Linked DNA regions of Homo sapiens: region 1 is linked to region 2. Evidence: chromatin loops called from intact Hi-C (ENCODE). Cell type or tissue: endothelial cell of umbilical vein. All regions are shown on one strand. Links, peaks and the distances in the headings refer to the core of each region. The heading gives the core; the rest is flanking DNA.

Evidence for each region. Peaks named below come from ENCODE experiments on the same cell type or tissue, not always from the same donor. Only the 100,000 strongest peaks of a DNase experiment are listed, where the experiment ranks them.
Region 1: it touches region 2 in a loop (8-fold over the local background); 2 of 110 quality-filtered maps call a loop at or near these places.

What each region holds. Positions count from the first base shown.
Region 1 is chr4:122,715,753-122,718,682 of GRCh38, reverse strand. It overlaps a transcript of BBS12 not described here. Among named protein-coding and RNA genes, the nearest start is that of BBS12, 15 kb to the left of the region's middle. In endothelial cell of umbilical vein, for the core only: a CTCF peak has its summit at 1,661 (motif pointing right); a DNase peak (open chromatin) is centred at 1,652.
Region 2 is chr4:122,913,056-122,915,985 of GRCh38, reverse strand. The region is part of intron 2 of NUDT6 (nudix hydrolase 6); the gene reads left to right. Among named protein-coding and RNA genes, the nearest start is that of NUDT6, 8.1 kb to the left of the region's middle. In endothelial cell of umbilical vein, for the core only: a CTCF peak has its summit at 1,459 (motif pointing right); a DNase peak (open chromatin) is centred at 1,495.

The sequences.
Region 1 (2,930 bases), core at 302-2,801, 200 kb after region 2:
CCTCTCAAGTCTTAGCCCAGTTTAGCAGCCCCAGATTCCAATCTATTTCTCTTCAATCCATTAAAATTTCAGCTTGGATCTATTCCCCTATTTTATGAATTTGGAAATGCCGTCAGGGAAAAAGTCCTGTTGAGAGTAGAGTTCACTGCCTGTGCTTCTCCTCTCAAGTATTGTAGCCTGTCCTTTCCAACCCTGCAGGAATTGGGTGATTTCCAGTTTCTTCACACAGTTGTTTTATATATTAGTTTTTATACTTGTTTGCAGCAGGAAGTTAGTTCATCATATCCTGAACTAGAAATGTTAATATTATTTTTAGGAAAATAAATCTGACTGATGACAGTAGATGAATGGGAGAGACTGCTGGCTACAAGGCTAGGTAGGAGGTGATCGCAATCATTTAAACAAGGAATGGTGGGGTTTGGCTAATGAACAGTTTGCCTTTGGTTTTGAAAAGAAAGGTTGGATTAAAATCTTTCATTCCTGGTGTCTTATTTTTATTTACTCTGATGAAGTAGTAATATCAAGTAACAGTTATTGAGTGCTTACTATGTTTTATGCACTGTTCTACCTCCTCTACATGGATTTTCTTACTTAAGCCAAATGCCTATTGGATGCTATTATCATCATTCTGATTTTACAGTTGAGAAAACTGAGATGCATAGGATTTAAACGACTAGCTCAACATCACATGGACAGTAAATTGCTCTTCTGGGCTTTGAAAGCAGGCCTGCTGGCTCCACACTCTATGCTTTTAACCACGATCCTCTACTACCTCTCATTATGCCATGGAATAGGAGTTATCTTTTAAATGGGAGAGGCTGATAGCTCACATTCTCAGGGGGAGAAAAGCAGAAAAGTGGCTCGGTGTGGTGGCTCATGCCTGTAATCCCAGCACTTTGGGAGGCCAAGGTGGGAGGATTGCTTGGAGCCAGGAGTTCAAGACCAGCCTGAGCAGTGAGACCCCCATCTCTGCAAAAATTAAGAAACTAGCTGGGCACGGTGGTGCACAGCTGTGGTCCCAGCTACTCAGGGGGCTGAGGTGGGAGGATTGCCTGAGCCCAGGTGGTCGAGGTTACAGTGAGCCGTGATCACGCCACTGCGCTCCAGCCTGGGCAACAAAGTGAGACTTTGTCTCCAAGAAAAAAGAAACAAAAGCAGAAAAGTGAATTAAATGGTGATTTTTTTTGTGGTTGTTTGGGAAAATGAGTGAAGTAATTCTTAAGGAAAAGTGATAAATCCAGAGAAGTGAAATTAAAGACAAACATAAGCTAAGCACTTAAAAAAAAAGAAAGAATAGATTTAAATCTCTGTAAATTCAGTAGTAAAGAGTTGCGATGTGGCCAAGAGTAAGAAGTCAAGACAAACAGATACTTGGAAGATCAGAGACTGATTTTCTATAGTGATAAAGTTATTATTTGGTATCTTATATGTGGATATTTCCCCTCATAGTTTTTTCTTGTTTTCTTGGTCATGGCTCATTTTAACTTAATTTCTTTTAAAGCAAGTTTAGCTATTTGTTAAATGAATGAAAGAGGGAGTACCATTCTAACCTTGACGAGTTATAATCTCATCCTCATTAAGAGCTCATTCACTTTGGCTTACCCACTGGAATAGGGGTTGGTCCCATACAATGGAGCATGGAGGCCACTCCACTAGAGGGCGTTGAGGTCTTGTCTGTTCGGTGAGTGAGGGTGTGGTTTGATTTATGCTTATTTTGATAGTTTGACATAAATTAGTGAAGGGTTTAAAGAAAGACTAAAGTTAAAGATTTAATTTATCTAGCATAATTTAGGGGAAAATGTAAAGAAATTATATATTCTTCAACTTATTTTCTTGGTAACCACTTATGTTAATGAAAAGTCAGGAGTTTCACCTAAAACCAAATCTGACACTATTTGAAATGTAGCCATTGAATTACCAGGGAAATTATATATATACACACACACGTGTGTGTGTATATACACACATATGTGTATGTATACACACACATACACATATGTGTATATATACACATATGTGTATGTGCATATACACACACGTGTGTATATACATATGTGTATGTGCATATACACACATGTGTGTATACATACATATGTGTATATATACATATGTTTATATATACATATGTGTATATATACACATATGTATATATAAATATAATTTGAAGATATCTTTTACAACTTTTTTTCTAATCCAATTTTGAAGATGTCTGTTGTTTTCCTCAGATGATATGAAATAGTAACTTGATTGTTTTGCATAAAAGTGACTTAAAAAGAGACTCACCAAACTCTAGTCAATGGTTACTTCTGAGGGAAGAGAATGTGATTCTGGGGAGGGTGAAAATGTTTGCTTTTTATTCACTATACTTCTGTGTGATTTGAATTTTTATGAATGTAAATTTCATAATTTAAATAAAAAGAAGTACAAAATTCAATTGTATTTAAAAATGAGGTTAGGAAGCTAATTATAAAAATGGATTTGAACAATAAATCCAAGGGATTTGAACTATAATCTGCCTAAATATGAAAAAATACAGAATCTGTGACATCAATAAGCATTCTATAATACAACATTGAAAAGGAAGTGAGGGTGTTGTTACACTGTATACTTTAGCATCTCTTGGGGTTTCTAATGTAGAGCCACATATAGCCTCTGAGAAAGTCTTCAAAAGTGAAACTTATTGAATTTGGTCTAACCCCAATTATACCCGTTTATTTGACATTGAAACACTTTTTTTCTTCACACTTAACAAAAGAGTTAATAACAGTTGTATAAAAGTCAGTTTGGGAAAAACTGACATAAACAAAAGAACAAACTGTATATAAAAAATTTGACCCAAGTCAAAGTAAATTATGTCCTGGGATAAGATTCTTTATATTAATTTTAAGCGGATGGAAAAAATAGGTGCACTGTATTATATTTTTTCTTTC
Region 2 (2,930 bases), core at 223-2,722:
TTATTTGCCTTTATATAATTTACAAGAGTTTTTAAGGTAGTTTGCTTTTCAAGGCTTTTCAAGGAGTTGTTCAAGAATGCCTAATGATGTCTTCTCTGTCCCTGTCTTACTTCCCTGTAGCAAGTAGACATTCAGAAACTCTCCGTTCAGCTCTATTTCAAAAGATTCTACTCAATAATTTAGTGACAGCCTCACACTTCAATGGAAAGTTATGCAAATAATTATCATTCACGGGCACAGACTCTTAAGAGTTCCCAGTTATTACTACAGAATTGGTAATATATGCAAAAAGAGTATCCTATGAAGGGCCTGTTGATAACTAAGTACTATATTGTATATTGTACATTATAGTTTAGAGTGTCAGAGCAGTTCAAAGAATAAGAGATGCAGAACTTGACCAATCTTGAACACTAACTAGGATTTGAAGCCACTGTTGGGGGTGTGGACGAGGTAATGTAAGAAATTGTTCTGGAAAGGTGCAGAGTTGTTTTTTTTTTTTTTTTTTTTTTTTTTTTTGAGGCAGGGTCTCACTTTGTCACCCAGGCTGGAATGCAGTGTCATGATCTGGGCTCATTCCGACCTCCACCTCTTTAGCTCAAGTGATCCTCCTGCCTTAGCCTCCCAAGTAGCTGGGACTACAGGCATGCGCCACCATGCTAGGCTAATTGTTGTATTTTTTGCAAAGATAGGGTTTCGCCATGTTGCCCAGGCTGGGGTGCAGAGTTTTTAGGTGGAAAGAAAAATAATTGGCATTTGTTATAAACTACCGAAGGCAGATGTGGCTGGAATAGCTGGAGCCATTGCTTTCTTTTGCTTTTCAAACTTAGCAAGCTTGTGTCTGACTCAGAGCCTTGACATCTACTGGCTCCTCTTCCTGCAGCATGCTTCTCCAGAACTTTCTTTATCTAGTTCTTCATAGCCGAAGTTTCTGCTCAAGTGTCTCCTTCTCAGAAAAGCCCCTGACCCTTCTGTTAGAAGTGACTTCTCCCTGCACACTAGTGCCATCATTCCTTGTCCCTTTATCCAGCTCTATGTTTCTTTATGGCATTTATCACAGTCTGAAACTCTATTATATCATGTATGTAAATTAATTATATTGTATCACTTAATCTCCCCCACAATAATATAAACTCCATAAAGGCAGATATTTTATCTGTCTTGGTCACCACGATATCCTCAAGCTAAAGACAGCGAGTGACATAAAGTAGATATTCAATATTTTTTTAATGAATGGGATGGAAATGTGAGTCTTCTGAGAGAGAAGTTTCAGTATTGTTGAGGGGCAGCATTGCACAGTGAGAAGAGTGTGCCTGCCTAGAATCCAGACAGACTGGCTATCAGTCCCAGTTCTACCAGTTAGAGCTATATGAAGCCAGACACTCATATCACTCACAGGATTATTGTGACTTATACCTGAGCTAATGTACGTTGAAGCACAGTGCCTAATCATAATAATAATTTTTATGTTGTGACCAGCAGAGGTCGCTCAAATTGTGCTTTAGTGGTGCTGGTTTTGTCTCTGATACTGTGCTCATGTTTACAGTGAATTCATTAGGGACAAGTTCAATTTGAGTAACCACAAATTATTAAAATTTAAGAGTAAGTTTCCTTGGCATTTCTTTGGCAGTCTACCTCTTGTAAAGTCCAGTTAAATTATAGCTTACATTTTCTAATAGAAGCCAACATTAATGTTAATTATATCTCACTTGGTGATTTTCCTTCCTGCTTTAAAATAGTCAAGTGTGGTGTTTTCATTTCAATTGCATTTCAATTACTTTTCCCCATGTTACACATATTTATTCCTTCTCTATATTCTACATAGCATTTATCACCTTCTAATATTCTATATAATTTATTTTTTGTTTGTTTTGGCGCCTCCCCACACACATACCAGAATGTGAACCCCATAAGGATAGGGAGTTTCATTTGTGTTGTTCACCACTGTATCTGTAGCACCTAGAAAAGTGCCTGGCACATAGTAGGAGCTCAATTAATATGCACAGGATCTATGTACATTATATAGAGGAACTCAGTTAATACTGAAAGCATGGACAAATATGTAGAAAGTATCTTTTAAAAAATGTCATCCCACATTATTTAAATACAAGTAATGTTTAAATCATAACATCTAAAAGATCATAATAAAAATCACTAATACGTCATTTGTATTTTTGACCCAAGATTGCCCAAAGGGAAATATTTTTAAAAAGAAAGAGAGAATATGCAATGTGTATGATGAATGAATAAACAAAAAAAAATGAACTAGAACTTAAAACATATATAAAACAAAGAACTCTTCCAAAGCAGTATATTAGTAGATTATAAAGTTGTGTATATACATAATAAGAAAATTTAATTGGCTTCAGAAAGGTCTTGAAATGAATATTGAGATATTTGAGATTTGGATCATCAGGGGGCACAGCCTGTGTTGTATGCATAGTGATTCAAGGAATAAAAATGAGAAGTCAATTCATTTATTCAATAAATATTGTAAGCACATCTGTTGTCTGAATGTTTGTTCCCCCTAAAATTCATATGTTGAAACCTGATCCCCAATGTGATGGTATTAAGAGGTGGGGCCTTTGGGAGGTGACTAGATCATGAGGGCAGAGCTCCCATGAATGGGATTAGTGTCCTTATGAAAGAGGCCTACAGGAGCTTGTTTGCCCCTTTCACTATGTGAGGACAGGGCTAGAAGGCATCGTCTGTAAAGAATGAGCCCTTATTAGACACTGAATCTGCCAGCACCTTGATCTTGGACTTCCTAGCTTCTAGAACTGTGAGAAATAAGTTTGTTGTTTATAAACTATCCAGTCTGTGGTTATTTTGTTATAGCAGCCCAAATGGACTAAGACAGGCACTTAGTGTCTTCATGGATGAGGTGGTGGTACAGCTTGACCATCCCCAATCTACAAATCTAAGATCCAAAA